Linked DNA regions of Homo sapiens: all the other regions are linked to region 1. A link is a loop called in an ENCODE intact Hi-C map of the cell type or tissue named here. Cell type or tissue: CD14-positive monocyte. All regions are shown on one strand.

Region 1 (8,000 bases):
ATCTAAATTTGTATTAAGCTAGAATTTCATGAAAAGATAGAGTATAGTACAGCCATGGCTGTAAAAACATGTATACTTGCCAAAAAGGAATTCTCCACTTGCAAATATATGTGAGAACAAAATATTAAAAGAAGAGCCAAAACAAAGGTAAAAGAATACAAAATTGTAGAAAGACATCTTGATAGTTCAACAGAGCTTTATTTTTTGGTCTGCTATTTTAGAGCTTGAAGACTGGTCTTTTAAGCTAACCTAATCAAACAAAAATAAAGGAAAAGAAATTCTTTTTTTTTCCTCCCTTTTTTTAAAGTGCAGTGGCGTGATCTCAGCCCAGGCAACCTCCATCTCCCAGGTTTCAGTGATTCTCCTGCCTCAGCTTTTTGTATTTTTAGTAGAGACAAGGTTTCATCATGTTGGCCAGGCTGATCTCGAACTCCTGACCTCAAGCGATCCACCCACCTCAGCCTCCCAAAATGCTGGGATTACAGGTATGAGCCACTGCACCCGGCCCTGGAAAATGAATTTTAAAATATAAATGAAGTATTTGAGACATATGAGATTATATAAAGTGATCAAACCTATGAATTCTTGACATTCCTCAGAGAGAAGGAGAAAAAGTAAGCAATCTGAAAAATATATTTGAGGAAATCTTTCAAAAAAATTTCCTTAATCTCGCTAGAGAAGTAGATAATCATGTTGAAGAAATCCAGAGAACACTTGTGAGATATTATACAAAATGAATATCAACAAGGCATATAGTCACCAGACTGTCCAAGGTCAATGCTAAAGAATCTTAAAAGCACCTAGATATAAAGGTCAGATCACATAGAAAGGGAGCTCCATCAGGCTAATAGTATACTTCTCACCAGAAACCTTTATAAGCCAGAAGAAATTGGGGGCCTATTTTCTGCATTCTTAAAGAAAAGAAATTCCAGCCAAGAATTTCATATCCTACCAAACTAAGCTTCATATAAGAAAGAGAAATAAAATCTATTCTGGACAAGTAAGTACTAAGGGAATATTTTACCACTAGACCTGTCTTACAAGAGATCCTTAATTAAGGTAGTTTTAAACATGGAAATAAAAGAATGATACGTGCTACCACAAAAGCACATTTAAGTACCTAGCCAACAGACCCTATAAGCAACCACACAATAGAAACTACAAAACAACCAACTAACAACATCATGATAAGATTGACACTTCATGTATCAATATTAAACTTGAATGTAAATGGTCTAAATGCCCCATGTAAAAGGCTAAGTGTGGCAAGCTGGATTAAAAACAAGACCCCTCTGTCTCCTCTCTTTAAAAGACTTATCTCACATGTAATGATATCCATAGATGCAAAATAAAGCATTGGAGAAAGATCTACCACAGGAATGGAAAACTAAAAAGAGTAGAGGTCACTATTCTTATATCTGACAAACTTTAAATCAACAACAGTGAAAAGAAGACAAGGACATTACATAGGGAAAAGGTTTGTTTCACCAAGAAGATTTAACTATTCTAAATATATACATCCCCAATGCTTAAGCACTCAGATTCACAAAAAAGTACTTCTAGACCTATTAAAAGACTTAGCTGTACAATAATGATGGGCAACTTCAACAGCAGAAAGATAACAAAGATATTTTGTACTTAAACTCAAGACTTGACCAGTTGAACCTAATAGACATCTATAGAATACTCCACCCATCAACAACAGAATATACATTCTTCTGCTCTGCGCACAGAATACACTATAAGATCAATCACATGCTCAGCCATAAAGCAAGCCTCAACAAATTAAAAAAATAAATAAAAATCATACCAACCATACTCTTGGACCACAGTGGAATAAAAACAGAAATAAATCAATACCAAGAAGAGCTCTCGAAACTACAAAATTATATGAAAATTAAACAACTTACTACTGAATAACTTTTAGGAAACAACCATATTAAGCAGAAATTTAAAAAAAAGTCTTTGAAATGCATAAAAACAAAGACAACATACCAAAATCCCTGGTATGCAGTAAAAGCAGTGTTAAAAGGAAAGTTCACAGTGGTAAACACTTACCTCACAAAGTCAGAAATATCTCAAATAAAGGACTTAAAATCACCCCTAGAAAAACTAGAAATAAAAGGACAAACTAACTCCAAAGCTATCAGGAGAAAAGAAATACGTAAAATCGGAGCAGAGCTAAATGAAATTGACACCATAAAGTCCATGCAAAGAGTCAACAAAACCCAAAGTTGGTTCTTTGAAAGGGTGAACAAGATCAATAGACTGCTAGCTATATTAACAAAGAAAAAAAGAAAATCCAAATAAGTTCAATCAGAAACAGCAAAGTGACATTAAAACTGATAAGTGATGTTATAACTATAAGTGACATTATAACTAATCTCAGAGAAACATAAAGAATTTTAAGGACTATTATAAACACTTCTATACACACAAACTAGAAAATCTAGAGGAAATGGATAAATTCCTAGAAACACACAATCTTCCAAGATTGAATAAGGAAGACATTGCAACCCTAAACAGACCAGTATCAAGTTCTGAAATTAAATCACTAATAAAATAAAAACTGCCAGCCAAAAAACAAAAGCTCCAAACCAAATGAATTCACAGCCAAATTTTATTTATTTATTTATTTATTTCGAGACAGAGTCTTGCTCTGTCGCCCTGGCTAGAGTGCAGTGGCAGCAATCTCAGCTCACTGCAACCCAGGTCCAAGAGATTCTCCTGCCTCAGCCTCCCGAGTAGCTGGGATTTCAGGCATGTACCACCACACCTGAATCACTTTTATACTTTTATTAGAGATAGGGTTTTGCCATGTTGACCGGGCTGGTCTCAAACACTGGGCCTCAAGTGATAGGCTGACCTAAACCTCCCAAAGTGCTGGGATTACAGGCATGAGCCACCCTGCCCAGCTGTCACAGCGAAATTCTACCAGATTACAAAGAAAAGCTGGTATCAATTCTACTGAAATTATTGCAAAAAATCAAGGAAGACAAATTTTTTCCTAATTTATTCTGTGAAGCCAGCCAGCATCACACTGATAACAAAAGCTGGCAAAGACACAGTGAAAAAGGAAAATTACAGGCCAATATCTGTAATAAATATAGGTGTAAAAACCCTCAATAAAATCCTAACAAGCTGAATCCAATAGCACATCAAAAAGTTAATTCACCATGATCCAGTCGGCTTCATTTCTGGGACGTAAGTTGGTTCAAAATATACAAATCAATAAATATAATCCACCACATCAACAGAATTAAAAGCAAAAATGATATGACTATCTCAATAGACATGGGAAGCTTTCGATGAAATCCAACATCCCTTCATGATAAAAACACTCAAGAAATTCAGCATGAAAGGATCATATCTCAAATAAGAGTCATCTATGACAAACCCACAGCCAATATAATACCAAACTTCATTGATGGAATCATTCTCAACCCAAACCTCAGAATCATGCAATACACACAGGTAACAAACGTGCGCATGTACCCCTGAATTTAAAGTTGAAAAAAAATCTGAAAGGTTTAAAAAAATAAGGTATAAAAATACACCCACTGAAATATAAGACAGTATCAAGTTTACAGAAATCTACAAGTGTGTTTTTATCCACTAGGGTTAAGCTGGAAGAATTTGGGGAGATGAGAGTATTTGGGGAGATAATGGCTAGTAATGATGGCTCTTGCATCCTACTCTAAGCAGTGTGGTCTTTAAAGTAAAAGTAGCAGTTAGCACTGAAGCATTTATGCTAGAACAACTAAATTCCCAAATTTAAATCTTAGATAGTTCATTCTGAAAGCATTAATTGAGGTGGTTTCAAAGAGAAAGAGATAATATCAGATAAACCTAAAAGGTTGAGCTGAAGTAATAGGCTCAAGTGAGAAGTAAAATCTGAAGTAAATCAAAAATTAAGTTGTAAATAATCTAGTGGACATGATAAATAAGAGAGAAAGGGGAAACTCTTGAGTAATTTCCTTTTCTGAAATACTTGAATTACTGAATACAGTCATCTACTAAATTGCGACACCCACGGGAAAAAAACATGCATGCTGTAGGTGATGATGAGTTTGTTATTAGCTTTACTTTGAGATTATTTTAGGACATCCAAATTAAGCTGTTTGCAGGATTGAAATATCTGCACATTAGAGGGGCATATGTGTCTGAAGATCAGGAATTCAGTCAGGGATAGAGATTCAGATTGTGGGTCACCATGATGCAATTGGTAGTGAAAATAATCAGAGAAATAGAATAACTCATTATGTAGGATAAGATTAGGATCGAATAAAATCAGAATCTCAGTGGACACCAAGACTGGCAGGAAGGCAAAAAAACACTAGAGTACAAGGAGATTGAGAACAATTTGAGACTAAGAAAGGGTCAGAGAATGGGAGGTTCTTAAAGACAGAGAAGTCAGGGAGTGACATTTTTTAAGTGATTTGTGGTCATCAAGATCAATGTCACTGGAAGGATTACATTGTTTCTGGCACAACAGTGGTTATTGGTGACTTCACAAGAGCACTTTTAATAGAATACAACAAATATAAAATATATTACTGGAAACTAAGTGAAGATTTTCAATTTTATAAATGGTGCATAGGCAACAGGCATTTCTGGTCTCTCTGAAAACCCAACTAAAGTGACATTAAGTTATTTTTGAATATATATAAGCAAAAAATCAAAGAAAACAGATTTTAGTACATAAAATGTTATTTTTGGAATATAGAAAGCATACAGATGAATAGTAACTGAGTGTATACATGAAAAATCCAGAACATGACAGCTTGGGTAATGACAATTTAAAAAAATCATGATTTATGGTACAGAACCATGGAAAGTGTCAAAAATTGGAGTCGCAAATTATCTCTGAAAGCCAGAGTGTGAAGTGGGACAGAAAACAAAAGATTTGTTGAAAGTGTCTTTAGGAGCAGGTAGCTGCCCTGATGTTCTCCCCAAGTCCAACAAACTAGTCAATTGCCCTTTCTTGAGCTCTGCAGGAAAAAAAAAAAAAAAAAAGGATTATTCTCTGAAGATGTTGAATTACAGAGACTGTGAATTGGAGACATCTTGACCAGCTAAGGTCAAAGATGAGGCACCCCCCTGGACACATGGAACCAGGCGATCGAGGGTGTACTGAATGGAGGTCCTCTTGCCCCCATGGCTGCCTGCCTCCCACTACTCTGGCCTCTATGCTTTTCTGTTGTTGGCAGATGACTGGAGGATTTCTTTCTGAGGAAACTGCCCTGTAGAATAGAGAACTACAAATTCCCCGCAACGTGAAGTTTACCTACACAACAATCCTGCCCATGTACCCCTAAACCTAAAATAAAAGGTAAAAAAAAAACAACAAAAACCTTGTACCCTACCTAAATACAAATTCATGATTAAACAAGCCATTACCACATACATAAATCTTCCTATTAGAATGTTAGGACCTACTTATTTTGATTGGACAGCCAAGGATCACCAGGTATTTGAGAAGCTCCTTAAAAACAAAACACAAAAAAATGCACATGAAAATCCAAAGATAGAAAAAAGAACAAATAAAAACATCAGAGATCATATGGGGAATAAAAAACACTCATATAAAATTATAATTCTCATCTTCAAATCTAAAAATACTATATTACATTTATGATATGAGAGTATTCAGAGAATACAAATTTTTAGAAATGTGAAATCTTTTGACAAAAATAAAAACAAATGATTGAAATGTTGAAAAGCAATGAATAGAAAATTTTGCAGGTGAAAAAAATAATTTTAAAATAATAGAATTCTAAAAGGTTAACAACAACAACAACAACAAAAGCTCAGTCTAACAGGCCAACTAATGAGTTCCACTGAGAGAGACAATGATGGGGAGGATATTATGAAAGCATCACTTAAGAAATTTTTCCAGAATAGAAGGATAAGATTTTCCACAAAAAAAAAGGGTCCACTGAGTATCCACAATGTGACTCAGATTCATCAATACTCATGACTACTCTTCATAACTATACAATTTCAGGACATTTGGGAAAAGTCCTAAGAGCATCTGGAAAGGAAAAAAATGGGTTACATACAAAGGGCTTATACAAAGGAATAAAAATGACTTCTTACTTCTAACAAGCAACACTGGAAACTAAAAAAGAACTGAACAATGGATTCAGTTTCTGAGGGAAAGTCTTTTCTCTCCTGGAAGTCTATGAATCTCACTGCAAACTAAATGCAAGGATAAAAATATTTTCAAACATGCAAGGGCTTAAATTAACTTTCTCTGTGCACCTTTTTCTGTGTTACAGAGTATCTATAGAACATTGTTGAAGTATATATTTCATAAAAAACGAAGGAATAGATTTAGGAAGGACCCAGGAATCAGGGCATTTAACACAAAAGGGTGTAAAGAGGAGACTAGAGAAAAATCCAGTTTAGACTGGAACAAGAGGAGTAAAGATTTCAGGAGAGATATTTCAAACACACACATGTACACACACACACTGGTTTCTTTGTAGTCAAATACATAAAGTAATTTATCAGTTCTTCTTGTGTGCATATGTGTGAGTGTATAAGGTAGTGCAGGGATGTGAAAAAGAGCCATATCCTCATTCTTCAAGCTAAGAAACCAAAAGATATTATCTAAAAATACTTAAAACCACTAAGTAGCAGTGAAAACTCAGTATTTAAAATATGCAGTTTAAATGTATAGTCTATGGGAAATTACATTGGAATATTCAAAATTCAATTAATGACATGAGACATCTAAAGTTTTTTACACATTAAAAAAGGTAAAGCATATATATTAAATATCTCAAAGTACAACAGAAATTTTCAAAAAAATATACTGGAATGAAAAGAAAATGTCTACGTAATAATTTTCACCAAACCATAATATCAACAAATGCTGAAAATAATAATTCTTATAAATGATATATTATTTCCCATATTTCAGGAAGCTTAATCCACTTTATTTCCTGGAAACTCCTTTCTCTTTCACTCTTCACTGTCAGTTCTCTTCAGAGGCAGATATTGCTAAACGTACACCAATATGTGTTCTCTAATTTTTCTGTATCAATAGAAGTTCTGATTTTTATGTAGGCATATGGCTTTCCAGGATATATGGTAAATTTACCATCATTGTTTGTCACTACGTTTGGATCAATAGACTTTAAAGAGAAGGGCCTTGTGACAGTTTCTCTTATGTGTCCATTTGATGGGGTCATGAAGTGAGCAGATATTCGATTAAACATGATTCTGGGCGTGTCTGTGAGGATATTTCTGGATGGCTGAGATTAACATCTGAATCTGTAGACTGAGTAAAGTAGATTGCTCCTGCTCCTGTCCTCCACCAATGTGAGCAAAGCTCATCCCATCTGTTAAATAAAGGTCTGGATAGAGCAAAATTCTAGGCAACAAAGAATTCACTCTCTCTGTCTCATGGTCTTTGAACTGGGTTATCAGTACTCTCTTGCCTTAAGATTCAGTCTGACACATATACCTTTGGCTGTCCTGGTTCTCAGGTATTTTGAGCTGCAGTTCTTCGTACTTCCCAGCCTTCATAATAGTGTGAGCCAATGCCTTATACTCTGTGTGTGTGTGTGTGTGTGTGTGTGTATATATATAATATAAAATATAAATTTATCTTTTTTAATATTTTAAAATATACATATTATATATTATATACATAAAATACAGATGTAATATATACCATATATTAAAATATAATATTTTAATACTTTAAAATGTATAAATTTAATATTTTAAAATGTATTGAATATTTTATATTTAAATTTATATGTTATATATAGATATACAAAATTTAAAAATATATAAAATTTGTTCCTCATAGAAGTACAGGGACAAATCTTTCAAAAGAAGGGTTTGACCTTCTTGGCCAGACGCAGTGGCTCACACCTGTAATCCCAGCACTGTGAGAGGCTGAGGCGGGTGGATCACGAGGTCAAGAGATCGAGACCATCCTGGCCAACACAGTGAAACCCCATCTCCACTAAAAATTAAAAAAA
Region 2 (8,000 bases), 54 kb after region 1:
ACTAGGCACTCTTTCTCCCATCCTGGAGTTCAAGATCAAGAAGATATTGGGAAAGAAGGCCTTCCCAGGAAACCAACAATGAACTGGTGGGAGATGTGGAGAACTGGCACAAGCCAGTGTGGGACAATCAGCCCTCAGTAGTCCCAAGAGATATCAAGGGAACTGCTTGAGAGGAGAACTTTTTGATATAACTAGCACAAGAATCCACCAGCCATAACTGAAGCTGGTTTAAGAGTCAGAACAAAGTCCTAAAATTCCCCAGACAGGCATTAACCCTTTAGTCACTGGATTCCAGGAAGTAGGAAAAATAATTAGGTATACAACCAGAGAGGCTGGGACAGAAGGTGAAAGATAAATGAAGTCTTGCTTCAAGCAATGGGTTTTTTAAACTAGTCTAGATGTAGTAAAATATTTTAACAATCAGGATGATCATACCTTTACCAACAGAATAATCTTACCTTTTCATATGCACTGAATTATCAGTGCTAATTAAAATACAACCCGATATTGAATTCACCTCATTATGTCATAAGGTAATTTAAAGAATGAATCAAGAACATGTCTTAGGTTCTAGTTTGAGCAAGTAGTTGCTACTAACTAAGATAACGTTAACTAAAGAGAAACAAGATGAGAAGGGGTAATGAAGAGCTTTCTGTGGGGCATGTGAAATTCAGCAGCTAATAATCATAAAAGCACATGTTACAAATGAGAATGATTATAAATCCTGAACTCCTTGGGAAAATTTGGATCTAGAAATATTGATTTTGGATGGCATTTGAAAATCCAGGACTCCATGAAATCATATAGGGAGAGTTGGTAGTTAGAGAAAAGGGGTCTAGGACCAAGCCCTAGAACACTCTAATATTCAAAAAAGAGGAGAAGGATCCTGCAGAATTTGAAGAAGCACAGCCCATGAGACCTCCCTCACTTCTAATATCACTTGAATGTTTAGGAGTTTCCCCAAACCACCATTATACTTGATAATTCTCTAGAACTACTCATAGAATTCACTGAAAGTTACCTCCCATCAATATGTGACAATAAGTATGAAGTTTTACCAACCACAGAAACTCACCTGAGCCTCGGTATCCAAAATTTTTACTGAGGGGATCCATGGTTGACTACAAATATGGGTGAACTTCAGTCTCCAGCCTTTCTAGAGACAGAGAAGATACTTCTGGGTCTCAAAGCCTCCATTATAAATAACACTTTTAAACTATCCAGTGGCCAAGGCCACCTGGTAAATAAAGACATTTTTATCAAGGCAGGATATTCCAAGGGCCTACAGACCACCTTAAGGTAATGTAGGGCAAAGGCCAGGTATGTCTCTGTATAAAGTTAAGTCTTTACTACATAGAGCAAATAACCAGTTTGAGGTGGTAAAGGAAGAAAGGAAAAAGAAAACGTTACAACAGCAGGGGATTCCAATAACTAAGACAGAATATTTCAAGAAAGAGTGAGTATTCAGTTGTTTCAAATTCTAAGTTTTAATAAAGATAAAAAACAGGGATGTGGCCAGTGGCTAATAAAGCAACACTATGACTATGGCAACCTTGAAAAAGATGTTTTAGTGGAGTGGTAAGACTTGGCAATGTGGACAAAAATGAAGATAATGAGTATAGAATGTAGAGTTTTCTCTAAGGGAGACAAGACATTGAGTAGGAGCTGAAAGGTGAAATGAGGTTATGGGAGAAATACTTTAAAGAAAAATAATTCCTGAATGTGTCTATACATGACCATAAAATATCAAGTAGATCAGGATTTGTTGAAATGCAGAAGAAAAGAATGCATGTTAAGGGTGAGTCCAGGAGATAGAAAAAAATGAAGCCAAGAACTGAAGGAAGAGGGACTGCACTATGATAGGGCAGGAACGCTTCATTCCTCTTAACAGAAGTGCAGGCTTTGGTGAAGAGAAGATGAGGTAGCGTTTTTGTTGTTGTTGTTGTTGTTTTGTTTGTTTCCATTAACTTCCATTTTATCAATGAAGTGTAAGATTAGGTTTTCAGGCCAGAATGAATTGGGATACCATGCTACTGGTTTGACGAAATAAAACTAGGTATAAAACAGTTGTTTCCAAAAGGGAAGAGAGTAAACACACTAAAGAAATAGTAGAATTGTTAGGAAGTATTGAGTTCCCAATAATAATGTATTGTGTATTTCAAAGTAACCAAGAGAATAAAATTCAAATATCTTGCCACAAAAAAAAATGACCAGAAAGGTAAGATATGTTAATTAGCTTGATTTGTTTATTCTATACTGCATGTATAGATATCAAGATAAAACATCACATTGTATGCAATAAATGTATATAATTATGATTCATCAATTAAAATAACAAAAAAAGTATTTTAAAAAATAACTCAAGTGGATACCATAAGCAAGTTTGTGAGATAATATACCTACAGCCATTCCCTGTGACTCCGATGGATGTAGAAAAAAGAAAGGGATTTGGAGGTATTGACAAGCAAATGGTTGTGATGGTGGACCACTGGGAATATGTACTGTGTAGATAGGGATGGAAGAGAAGGGAGCTGGGGACACATCTGTATTTGGTTAAGAGTGGACTGGAGGCCACAATGAGACAGTTGTTTTAGTCACTGCTACTTGATGTCTCTGTTAAAAACAGATACTACACTTTCTATAGATGCTTGTACATTGATAAAATGATTTGGTTTACCTAGATGTCAGTACAATACATCATGTTTTCTCATACCTGGTCTCTCAGTTTGTGTCTTTTTTGCTTGACACATACATGCTCAGCCAATATTCCCAAAGCCCAGCCATTTTGCTAAATAGTTGGGGGTCAAGGTGGCTTCCAATTTATGCTACACTTGAACAAAACTAACTCTCCTATAAAATACGTCCTACTCTGGAAAGGTTCTGTGTGTACCCTTAATTTTCTTTCCTAGCCCTTCCAAGACTATCCCAATTTCCTCAACACTTATTTGACCTTTAAAATAAAAGTTTCAGGTGATTGATCCAATATGGTTGTTTCACTTTTAATATCCCCTTTCTTCATGTGCCTAGTGAAATGCCTCTCTTTGGTTGGCGGTTCCTATATGCATGTTCCTGAAGGAGTAAATCCACTGATGTGAGATAATACTAGAATGACTAAGAAAACAAGGAGAGCTTTTGGGAATTGAAAGAGGTTCCGACTTGGTAATTTCCCACTGTAGAGGTCAGCAAGCATAGCAGTTACCATTGGTACATGGCCTGAGATTAAGTGCATAGTATATAAAGGAAAGTGAGATAGGCTGACAGCACTCAGGAACGGACCCCAGGTACTTTGAGCTAGGGAAAAGCATGAAGACAAATGGGCCATCTATGTCTTCTTGAAGATTATCAGAACCACGTTCTACCAGAATTACTAATGTTCTTGCTAGGTCAAATAGCAAATCACTCTTAGAATAATGACTAAAACTTATTTCGTAATTGGTAGAGTCTCTTTAAGATTGTTCTGCTAGATTTTCTTTGGTAGAAAGAAAAGTCATTTTAATATAAATATAGATCAAACTTGGCAAATTAAAGATCAGACTCTGTAAACACAGAACATAAGGAAAAATATGCTACTACTTTATTCATTGTAAATTTTTATTCATTTGTTCATTCATTCATTCATTAGAGATAGAGTCTCACTCTGTCTCCCAGACTGGAGTGCAGTTGCAGGATCATGGCTCAATGTAATCTCCAACTCCAGGGCTCAAGCAATCCTCCCACCTCAATCTCCCGAAGTAGCTGGGACTACAGGCATGAGCCACAGCACCAGGCTAATTTTCGTATTTTTTGTACAGATGCGATCTCACTACATTGTCCAGGCTGGTCTCCAAGTCCTGGCCTCAAGCAAACCTCTTGCTTTGGCCTCCCAAAGTGCTGGGATTTCAGGCATGAGCCACCACACCTGGCCTATTTTTAATTTTGTAAATCACAAAAATCAATTGGTGACTAGGAAGTCAATTAATGGTTTAGAAAACTACAGCCTGGTGGAAACAGCAACAATTAATGTTTATTTGTAAGATCGTATTTTATAGGCTAAATTACAGTTGAATTCCAACTAGATATATATCCTCTCTCACATTTGAAAGTAATTGGCAGCACTGTACAAAGTCCTAACAATGAATTCAAAGGAGAAAGTTATTTTTCGTAACATGTACATAACATGTAAAAGAGCAAAATATCATTGGCTTTTCTACTGATGTGCTTCTTCTGCATATGGAAAATTAAATTATTTTGTATGGTATATCTGACTCTATATATGTGTGTATAGAATCAGATATTAAAAATATACTTTCCAGGTAATATAATATACACAATTTATTGTGATGCTGTTTAAATAACCAAATGCTCTCTTGTTAGGAGATGTCTAAAAGACTGGAAATAATTGAGCTGACTTTTCTAAACCAGAATAGCTAAGCTAGAATTGATTATATTCATGCTCTGAAAATTCTGATTTGCTAGAATCCATTTACTGTAACAAATTGAAGAAACCTAGTTTTTAGGTCATATATTGTTCATGACAAAATTGCATAGGAAATTTATAGATTTGTTCTGTCTAATACATTATGGACACATAATGTACCTTTTTGTGGACAGAAATGTCAATCATGGTACTTACGATAATAGAGTTAGTTGTATTTTTGTAGTTGTATATATTCTGACAGCATTAAAATATCCTGAAAATAAATTCAGTAGCTTCAGCATTAGGCTAGATATACCCTTCAGCTGTCATAGGGACTCAGAGAGAGAGGGAAAAAGGCAAAATATATTAATGTTTTCACTCTTTCTTCACAGTAAAAACTGTCAATATTATTTTTACTTTATGTACAGAGTTTTGAAACATTAAATGTAAAAGTAAGTTAAATTTAATAGATTGTATGAAAATATTTTTACGTCATCCCTAGGACAAGTAAACAAAGGCTGCAGATTGATGTAAAAATAATTCCCTTGTTCTGACTAATACACTCACGCACGCATGCATTTCCTTCCAGTCACCACAGCTAGCTGACCTTAGGAAACTCAAGTAATGACAAACTAAAATTAGTAACCACATGTCCTTTGCCTAAAGCAAGCCACAGCTGAAGGATGAAAAACTAGAGACAGAGAGAAACTCACTGTAACTTGAAATTGTGTCTAGTACCTCAGTTGTATATTCATTCTAAGCATTAGGTTTTGCTAATGTATAATCTTATCAACAGAATCATAAGGCTGAAATAAATATTGAGAGATCAAAAAAGTCTATATCCATTTCTACAGGTGGGACAGTTTAGAAATATTATAGACAGTTATAATGATAGGAAACTGCTGAATATTGCCTGAGCTCCTTGAATGCAAATTTTCTTCTGTGCAAAGCTATAAGTGACTCAGTAATCACTACAGAAAACTTCAAAATCTCATGAAAAATATGAACCATGTGAGAAATGGTTGTATTCCTGATAAATATTTTAGGCTTTGTCCCTGTATAGCCAGCTAAATGGGAAGCTCCAAAGTGGATTTTCTCTGACTCAAACCAGAAAACAGAATCCAGTAGAACTCAACTAAAAGCCAAGTTTCAGGTCTATTACTGTTTCATTGGTTTATTTTGTCAGCATCCACTTTTCTTTAGTTTATCTTTTACACAAAGCAATTTTAAAATTTATCTTTTTAACAGGAAAAGATGGTGGCCACATACCACTTAATTTGTTGTTTCATTTTGTTTTGTCCTTGCCTTATATTTTGTCATTTAAAAAATAATTCACCTGTTTTGCTTTCATACCAGTTTCTAATGATACCATTAATAATAATAGGAGTATTAATAGAGATGATATTTATCACCTTCACTTTGTGTGTCATGCTCTCTGCTAAAGTGTTTATACCATTGGGTTCAAACTTTGAACCTGAAAATCACCTGGGGAGCTTTGAAAAATCCCAAAGCCTGAGTTACACTTCATACCAATGAAACAGAATGCACAGGGGTTGGAAGCCAGACATCAGTATTTCTTGGAAACTACTTTTTTATCCCACAGAAACCTTTGAAATAGTGTAATTATGGTGGCTGTCTGTGGTAGTTAAGCATACCTTGTCTGGTAAACTGGCATTGGTTCCAAACTCCATTGTTTATGAGGTCTGTCACGTTCGATACTACTTTATTTCACTGTACCTCTTTTTTTCATTTGTAAAATGAGAAAAATAATTAGTCGCTACCTTACCGTGTTGGTAGGAGGTTTACTTAATGCAGATAAACTTCTAAGATGACCATAGTTATTACTCTACACCCATTCAGTAAGTGAAAACAATAAATCACAGAAAGTTGAGCAACTTGCTAAAATGTGCACAAATAAATGTTCCACAAAGCCTGAATGAATGCAGTCCAACCATGTATAGTTTAGATAGCAATTATTTCTTCCAAATGTACAGTTCCCACTGCCTTGATCTGTTTAAAATAGTGTAATCCAAGAGGTTAGCTGAAGAGTTTGGTTAAAACACCCAAGGGCATGTAGTTGTATAGATCTAGCTTCGGTGCCTTCTACCAGCTGCCTGTGGAGTTACCTACTTGCTTCTTGCTTCTTGTAAAAACAACTCAACCACATAGATTTAAATTACAAGCATTCAGGAAATATAATTCATTTTGTTAACTAGACTTTAATCCTGCTTATCCTCTGTGAAGAATGGATGCTAATTATAAAGTCTGTGGCATTCTTATCTTATATTCACTGTGGCATATCAGTGTCTTTAGTTTTCAAATAGATAAGGAAAATTAGCTTCCTTGAATATAAGACTGCAAGGAAGGTGTCGTCTATTTCTAAGAGTGCAGAATCACTGGAATAGATTTTTTAAAATTCTAATTGCTGGTCTTTACACTTTTTTTTTCATCTTTCAGGGACAGTGGCAGAAATTTCTCTGATAAAAGTCTAAGTCCTTTGACCTCGTAAAAATTTGCAATATAATAGAAAGGTAGACAAATAAATGGAAGTAGGAGGCTTTAAAGTAAAACCGATCCGACATGGGATTTAATCCCATGTTTAATCCCATTTTCAGAATTTCCTAGCCATGTGACCTTGTACAAGATTCTTAATTTCTCAAAGAAGGTTTCATTTGGTATACAATGGAGATAATAAAATCTAACGCAGATATTTGTTTGTCTTAGGGATTTAATAATATGGTATATATAGTATTTTACTTAGCCCAGCACTAGAACATAATAAGACATCAAGAATTGGTTGCCTTATTTATTATGCCATAATTTAGCATGACAAATAGGTAAATAGAGTAAATACTCAGGGTGCTAAGGAAGAACATGGGTGGAACCCTTAAAACAGATGGGGATTGAGGAAGGACAGCTTCATGAAGACATGGCGGTCATGGATTCAGAGAGTCTGATTTAAAAGAATTATATGTTGTATATTTAAAGCCAGCTTGCTGAAGTATGACTTTAATTATGAATACATGTACGATTTCAACTTCTGTTTATTTTCCTGGTATTGAACAGTTGTTGTCAAATCATCTATAAAACGCTTGACCCACTGTGACCTCATATCTCCCTTTATAACCACAGGGAATGAAGAAACAAATAAAATGAACACTATTATGAAACAAATATATATGATACGTATAAATCATACTTAAAGTTATTTGAGAAATTCCTCCTACGAGTTACACTTGGAGTCATTTAGTGCATCATATTTGACTTTTCCGAAGTTAAGTTTCATATATATGAAAATTCTCCCAGTACAGACTCTCTAAATCAAAGTTATTTCACTTTACACCTAGAACGATAAACAAAATAACAGACCTTGCTTAAACTCTTTGAGGGCAGTTAAAGTGATGTACTTTAAAGAAAACTTCTCAGTAAAGTTTTACATTTCCTGTATAAAGGTCATAGCCCTTTATTGTTTTACCCATGAAGCCCATTACAATTTCATTTTTGTACTTATTTATTTATAGTTAAATTGTCAACTGTCATTCTGTAATTATCATTTCTCAAGTCACTTTTCTTGCATTCCCACAGGGTTTTAGTACTGTGAGCT
Region 3 (8,000 bases), 75 kb before region 1:
ACCTAAGATGGCCATAACATTTCATTTTTACTGAGGGTGAAATTTCACCTTTGCTTTTTAATATCCCCTGAATGAAAGCTGATTGTAGAAGGAGTCTCAGGCTGTAGTAGAATTAATGTGTGATTATACAAAAGAAATATGCACAGAAGAACAGTAAGTAAAAGGAGAAAGAAAAAGCCATGATGGCTGAGTAGAAACAGCTCCAGTCTGCAGCTCCCACAGAGAAAAACACACAGGGCGAGTGATGTTTGCATTTCAAACTGAGGGACCCAAATCCTATCACTGGGACTATCTAGGCAGTTGGTGCAACACACAGAAAGCAAGGAAAAGCAGGGTGGGACGGCAGTTCACCCAGGAGCTACACCGGACAAAGGGACCTCCTTCCCTCAGGCAAGGGAGGCAGTGAGGGACTGTGCTACCCACCCGGGGTACTATTTTTTCCAGGATTTTTGCAGTCCAGGGCTCAGGAGATCCCCTCGTGAGCATATACCATCAGGGCCTTGGGTCTCAAGCACAAAACTGGGCAGACCCACGGCTGCTTTTCTGGTCGGAGGCTGTTTGGGCAGGCACTGAGCTGCAGGAGTTTTTACATAGTCCAGCAGCTCTCGGAACTCTAGTGAGGCAGGAGTCCATCCACTCCCATGGAAAGGGGGCTGAAGCCAGCCAGGGAGCAAAATGGCCTTGTTCAGTAGGTCCACTCTAACAGAAGCCTGCAAGCTTAGATCCACTGGATTAGTACCCCCCACAGGCCAGCATAGCAGCCTGGTGTAGGCCTAAGATGACCGACTTCCCCAGGGGAGGGGCGACTGCCATTACTGCAGCTCTAGTCAGCGGTTTTCCCCTACGAGTGCTAGGGAGGCTGGGCAGATTGGACTGGGCAGCAGTCTTCACAGTGCATCACAGCCGCTGGAACAGATCATGGCCAGAGTGCTCCTTTAGGTGGGACTGGGATCCATCCCTCCCCACTGGGCAAGTCATCCTTGCAGGAATTCCACCAACACCAGCCAGGAGTTTACAGACAGAGCTCTCATTTCCCTAGGACAGAGCACCTGTGGGGAGGGGCGGCTGTGGTCTCAGGTTCAACCAACTTAATCTTTCCTACGTGCTGGATCTGAAGAGTCCCAGCAATCCAGACAAGGGGGCTTCCCCAGCACAGTGAACCAGCTCTGCTAACGGATAGCCAGACTACTTCCTTAAGTGGGTTCTTGATCCCTTTCCTGCTGACTGGGTGAGACCTTTCAACAGGGGTCACCAGACACCTCATGCAGGAGAGTTCCGACTGGCATCAGGTCAGTGCTCCTCTGGGATGAAGCTTCCAGAGGAAGGAGCAGGCAGCAACCTTTGCTATTCTACAGCCTCCTTTGATGATACCCAGGTGAACAGTGTCTAGAGTGGACCTTGGGCAAACTGCAGCAGATCTGCAGAAGAGGGGACTGATTGTTAGAAGAAAAACAAAAAACAGAAAGCAATAATAACAACAGCATTAACAAAAAAGACCCTACAAAAATCCCATCCAAAGGTCAACAGCTTCAGGATTAAAGGTAGATAAATCCGCAAAGATGATGAAAAACCAATGCAAGACCGCTGAAAATTCCAAAAGCTGGAATGCCTTTTCTCCTTAAATGATTTCAACACTTCTCCAGCAAGGGCACACAACAGGGCTGAAGCTGAGATGGATGAACTGACAAAAGTAGGTATCAGAAACTGAGTAATGACAAACTTTGCTGAGCTAAAGGATTATGTTCTAACCCAATGCAAATAAGCTGAGAACCATGATAAAAGATTACAGGAACTGTTAATTAGAATAACCAGTTTAGAGAGGAATACAAATGATCTGATGGAGCTGAGAAACACAGCATGAGAGCTTCATGATGCAAACACAAGTATTAATAGGCGAATCTATCAGGCAGAAGGAAGAATATCAGAGCTTGAACACTATCTTGCTGAAATAAGGCAGGCAGACAAGATTAGAGAAAAAAAATAAAAGGCAATGAACAATATTCCAGAACTATTAGACTATGTAAAAAGACCAAACCTACGACTGATTGAAGTACCTGAAAGAGATGGGGAGAGTGGAACCAAGTTGACAAACATACTTCAGGATGTCATCCAGGAGAACATCCACAACCTAGCAAGACAGACCAACATTCAAATTCAGGAAATTCAGACAACCCCAGTAAGATACTCCACAAGAAGATCAATCCCAAGACAGATAATCAGCAGATTCTCCAAGGTTGAAATGAAGGAAAAAATGTTAAGGGCAGCCAGAGAGAGAGGCCAGGTCACCTACAAAGGGAAGCCCATCAGAATAGCAGCGGACTTCTCAGCAGAAACCCTACAAGCCAGAAAATTCTGGGGACCAATAGTCAACATTCATAAAGAAAATAATTTCCAACCCAGAATTTCATATCTGGCCAAATTAAGCTTCATAAGTGAAGGAGAAATAAAATTCTTTTCAGACAAGCAAATGCTGAAGGATTTTGTCACCAGCAGGCTTACCTTGCAAGAGGTCCTGAAGGAAGCACTAGGAATGGAAAGGAAAATCTGTTAGCAGCCACTACAAAAACATACTAAAATACACAGGCAAATGACACTATGAAGCAACTGCATTAACAAGTCTGTGAAATTAACCAGCCAACATCATGATGACAGGATCAAATTCACACATACCAATATTAACCTTAAAAGTAAATGGGCTAAATGCCCCAATTAAAAGACACAGAATGGCAAGTTGGATAAAAAGACAGGACCCGTCAGTATGCTGCATTCAACACTGTTGGTGGAAATGTAAATTTGTTCAACCATTGTGAAAGAGTGTGTGGTGATTCATCAAAGATTTAGAACCAGAAATACCATTTGACACAGAAATACCATTACTGGGTATATACACAGAGGAGTATAAATCATTCTATTATAAAGATACATTACATGCATGCATATGTTCATTGCAGCACTATTCACAATAGCAAAGACATGAAATCAACCCAAATGTCCATCAGTGATAGGCTGGATAGAGAAAATGTTCTACATATACACCATGGAATACTATGCAGCTATAAAAATTGATGAGATCATGTCCTTTGCAGGGACAAGGATGAAGCTAGAAGCCATTATCCTCAGCAGACTAATGCAAGAACAGAAAACCAAACACTGCATGTTCTCACTTATAAGTGGGAGCTGAACAATGAGAACACATGGACACAGGGAAGGGAACAACACACACTGGGGCCAGAGAAGAGGATGGGGAATGGAGGAGGGCATTAGAGAAAAGAGCTAATGAATGCTTGACCTAATAAAGAGGTGATGGGTTGATCTGTACAGGAAACCACCATGGCACATATTTACCTATGTAACAAACCTGCACATCCTGCACATGTATTCCAGAACTTAAAAAAAATAATAAAATAAAATGGCATTATGATGTTCGACATTGAAGGATTTCAAGAAATCAGAAATTCACCTTCACTTTTAATGAGTTTAGGATTAGAAAAAGGCTCATGACTGCAACTGAATTTGTAGTTCTTCCAGTTCTTCAAAATCTTCACATCACTGAGTGACTGATTTAACCCCAAACTATTTTCCCCTGCACAATGCAGGTGTATAATTTTGCATTCAATGCACTGTAGTGTTTCTTCAGAGTGTCATGCTCTATCTGCTATTGCTTTTATGTTTGTTGAGTGTTATACATTCTTAAATAGACTGTGAAATCTTAGGGATCTAGGGTTGAATCCAAATTTACTTTGTATTTCTCAAAACTCTTAGCAAATGTTAGATATGTGCAGTTTCTCTTCATGAATTTGTCAATAGTAAACTCTGGGATTTGGAAAAATGTCCCTTTTCACATCATGCTTTCACTATGATAACTGTCTTTCTTCTCCCCACCTCTCCTGCTGTATTCTAAATTCTTCAAAGTTACATACTTTCTATAATTTATATCTGTATTCCTAAAGCAGAAAGCCTTGAAAATGGTTTTCTGAAGGAAAAAATGGTGCTACTAGCCAGTTCATGTCTTATGAATCAAGTTTAAAGACTCTAAATCCATTACCTGCTCAAAATTTCATCTTCTGTTTTTTTCTAGTGTGGTTAAAAAAATAGGACATTCTTTCATTTTTATATCAGGCTTAATGGAATGCTTATGGAACTGTGTGTTTTTAAACAGACATGACTCAAAAATAGGTGCATAAAGAGAGAATTCTTGGCTTCCTGTGGGAAAAAACAAATAAAGCAAACATTTAAAAAACTTCCACCAAAAGATATGCAAGTTATAGTGTCATACCACCAATGGGACTATACACATTCTGAAGAGGAAATAGCCCATGCTGTGTCTAAGTATTCCCCTACTGAAATGAGAGAGAAACACCTATAAGTGAGCATTTGTGATCTTATTACCACCTCAGAAATCAACATCAACTGACCCTCAAAAGGAGTGGTTTAAGCAAAGAACTTTTAGAGAAGAGCAATGTACTCTGCACTGACCAGAAGGAAGGTGTTTTTTCAGAATTCCCTGTTTTTTATACTATGGGTAGAGTATCTCTTTTCCAAAATGCTGGGGACACAAAATGTTTTGGATTTCGTACTTTTCTGAATTTTGGAATATCTACGTTATAATTACTAGTTGAGCATTCCTAATCCCATAACCTAAAATCTGAAATACTTCAATAAGCATTTCCTTTGAATATCATGTCAACATCCAAAAAGGTTTCGGTTTTGTTCAACAAAATACTAGCAAACTGAATACAGCAGCACATCAAAAAGTTAATTCACCATAATCCAGTGCACTTCATTCCCATAATGCAAGATTGATTCAACATACACAAGTCAATAAATGTGATTCACCAAATAAGCAGGATTTAAAATAAAAAAGCAGACACAGAAAAGCTGTTGATAAAACCCAACATCCCTTTATGATAAAAAACCCTCAACAAATTAGGCAACAAAGGAAACAGACCCCAAAATAATAAGAGTCATCTATGACAAATTCATAGCCAAACATCTAAAAGTATTCCCTTTGAAAACCAGCACAAGACAAGGATTCTCTCTCTCAACACAACTGTTCCACATAATCCTGGAAGTCCTAGCCAGAGTGATCAGACAGCAGAAGGAAATACAGGTTATCCAAATCGGAAAAGAAGAAGTCAAACTGTCCTCCAATGTACAAAATTCAATAACACTTCTGTACACCACAAACGTTGAAGCTGTGAGCCAAATCAAGAACTCATCTCAACTGCAATAACCAAAAAATAAAAATAAAATACCTAGGAAAACATCTAAAAGAGCTCTACAAGGAGAGCCACAAAACACTAAAATCAGATATGACACAAACAAATGGGAAAATATTCCATGCTCACAGAGTAAAAGAATCAATACCATTAAAATGGCCATACTGCCTAAGGCAATCCACACATTCAATGTTATTCCTATCAAATGATCAATACCATTTTTCACAGAGTGAAAAATAAAACCAATTCTAAAATTCATATGGAACAAGCGAAGAGCCTGAATAGTTAAAGCCACCCTAAGCAACAAAAACAAAGCTGGAAGCGTCCCCTTTCCTGACTTCAAACTGTACTATCAGGCTACAGTAACAAAAACAGTGTGGTCCTGGTACAAAAACAGACACATAGACCAATAGACAAAATGAAAAACTTAGAAATAAAGCTGTATGCCATCTGTTCTTTGACAAAGTGGGCAAAAATAAGCACTGAGGAATGGACTCTCTATTCAATAAATGGTGCTGAGACAGAATGAGAGAAAACATTTACAAACGATGTATCCAACAAAAGTCCAATATCCAGAACCTGTAAGTAACTAAAACAACTCAGCAGAAAAAAATAAATAACACCATTAAAAAGTAGGCGAAAGACATAAACAGACACTTCTCAAAGGAAGACATACAAGTAGCAAAAAATATATGGAAGTGTTCAGCATCACTAATCATCAGAGAAAAATGAACCGAAAGCACAGTAAGATACCATCTCACACCAATCAGAATGGCTATTGACAAAATGTCAAAAGTATATCATTTGGTCATCATGTATAATAATTTTTATATGTTGCTGTATTCAGTTTTTTAGAATTTTTGATAATTTTAATGTGTGAATTTATTAGATGTAATTTTTTAATTTCTGAGATTAATGTGCAGCATGTGCAGGTTTGTGACTTAGGTAAACCTGTGCCATGGTGGTTTGCTGCACAGATCAACCTATCACCTAGCTATTAAGCCAAGCATGCATTAGATATTTTTCCTAATGCCCTCTCTCCCTTCAAATCCCCCTGTCAGGCCCCAATGTGTATTGTTCTCCTCCATGTGTTCATGTGTTCTCATTGTTCAGCTCCCACTTATAAGTGAGGACATGCAGTGTTTGGTTTTCTGTTTCTGTGCCAGTTTTCTGAGGATAATTGCTACCAGGTAATTCATGTCTCTGCAAAGGATATGATCTCATCCTTCTTTATGGTTGCATAGTATTAGATGGTGTATATGTACCACATTTTCTTTATCCAGTCTATTGCTGATGGGCATTTGGGTTGATTCCAGGTCTTTGCTATTGTGAAGTTCTGATATCAAGTTAATATTGGTCTCACAGAATAAATTGAGAAGTGTTTTCTCCTTTTATTTTTTGTGTGAAAATAAAAGTCAAAAAATAACTGATGCTGACAACACTGTGAAGAAAAAGCAATGCCTATACAATATTGGTGGAAACCTGAATTAGTTCAGCACTGTGGGAAGTAGGTTGGAGATTTTCATACCCAAAGGAATATACATCATTCTATTACAAAGATACATGGAAGCGTATCTTCATTGCAGCACTATTCACAATAGCAAAGACGTATAATCAACCTAAATACCCATCAGTGATAGATAGGATAAAGAAATGGTTTTACATACACAGCATGGAATACTGTGCAGCTATATCATGGAATAACATGCTGGAATACTATGCAGCCATAAAAAGAAATGAGATCTTGTCCTTCACAGGAACATGGATGGAGGTGGAAGCCATTATACTCAGCAAACTAATTCAGGAACAAAAAAACGAACACCTCATGTTCTCACTTAAAGTGGGAGCTGAGCAATGAGAACACATTTACACAGTGAGGAGAACAACACACGCTTGGGCCTGTGAGGGTGTCAGGGGAAGGAAGGGCATCAGGAGGAATAGCTAATGGATTCTGGGTTAATACCTAGATGATTGGTTAATCTGTGCAGCAAACCACGATGGCAAACATTTACCTATGTAACAAACCTGCACATCCTACACAAGTACACCAGAACTAAAAATAATTTGAAGGAAAAAAAAAAACCTTAGATTAACAGAGGAAGAAATACTTCCAAACTTATTCTACAAGGACAGCATTACTCTGATACCAAAACCAGACAAAGGCACATTAAAAAAAAAAAGAAAAATAAAATATCAGCCAATATGATTGATGAATATTGATGCAAATATCCATAACAAAACACTAGCAAGCCAAATTCAACAACACATTAAAAAGATCATTCATCATGACCAAGTAGGATTTATCCAAGAGATGTAAGAATTGTTCAACATATGTAAATCAACCAATGTAATACATTGTATCAACAGAAGAAAGGACACAAAACATAAAATCATTTCAATTGATGCTGAAAAAGCATTTAATACAATTCAAGATACCTTGCTCATGAAAATTCTAAAAAAAAAAGAACAGGTACTGAAAGAACATACTTCAACATAATAAAAGACATATACTAGAAACCCACAGTTAGTTATACTGAGTGGAGAAAAACTGAAAGCCTCTCATCTAAGATCAGGATGTCCGCTTTCAACACTGTTATCCAACATAGTGTTGCAAGTCCTAGGCAGAGCAATTAGACAAGATAAAGAAATAAAGGGCATCCAGATTGGAAAGGAAGAAGTCAAATTATCCTTGTTTGCAGATTATGTGAACTTATATCTGAAAAATCCTAAAGACTCCACCAAAAAACTCTTAGACCTGATAAACTAATTCAGAAACATTGC

The links. Peaks named below come from ENCODE experiments on the same cell type or tissue, not always from the same donor. Only the 100,000 strongest peaks of a DNase experiment are listed, where the experiment ranks them.
Region 2: it touches region 1 in a loop (3-fold over the local background); 2 of 110 quality-filtered maps call a loop at or near these places.
Region 3: a loop joins it to region 1, with 2.1 times the contacts of the local background. A loop is called at or near these places in 2 of 110 quality-filtered maps.

Annotation. Positions count from the first base shown.
Region 1 is chr11:105,185,766-105,193,765 of GRCh38, forward strand. All of the region lies in intron 4 of LOC105369468 (a long non-coding RNA gene), which reads right to left. Among named protein-coding and RNA genes, the nearest start is that of CARD18, 50 kb to the left of the region's middle. In CD14-positive monocyte, no CTCF peak of the experiment used is centred here; a DNase peak (open chromatin) is centred at 4,016; H3K4me3 peaks cover 1,352 bases; H3K27ac peaks cover 2,818 bases.
Region 2 is chr11:105,239,643-105,247,642 of GRCh38, forward strand. All of the region lies in intron 4 of LOC105369468 (a long non-coding RNA gene), which reads right to left. Among named protein-coding and RNA genes, the nearest start is that of CARD18, 100 kb to the left of the region's middle. In CD14-positive monocyte, no CTCF peak of the experiment used is centred here; a DNase peak (open chromatin) is centred at 4,989; H3K27ac peaks cover 1,786 bases.
Region 3 is chr11:105,110,940-105,118,939 of GRCh38, forward strand. No RefSeq gene overlaps it. Among named protein-coding and RNA genes, the nearest start is that of CARD18, 25 kb to the right of the region's middle. In CD14-positive monocyte, no CTCF peak of the experiment used is centred here; no DNase peak of the experiment used is centred here.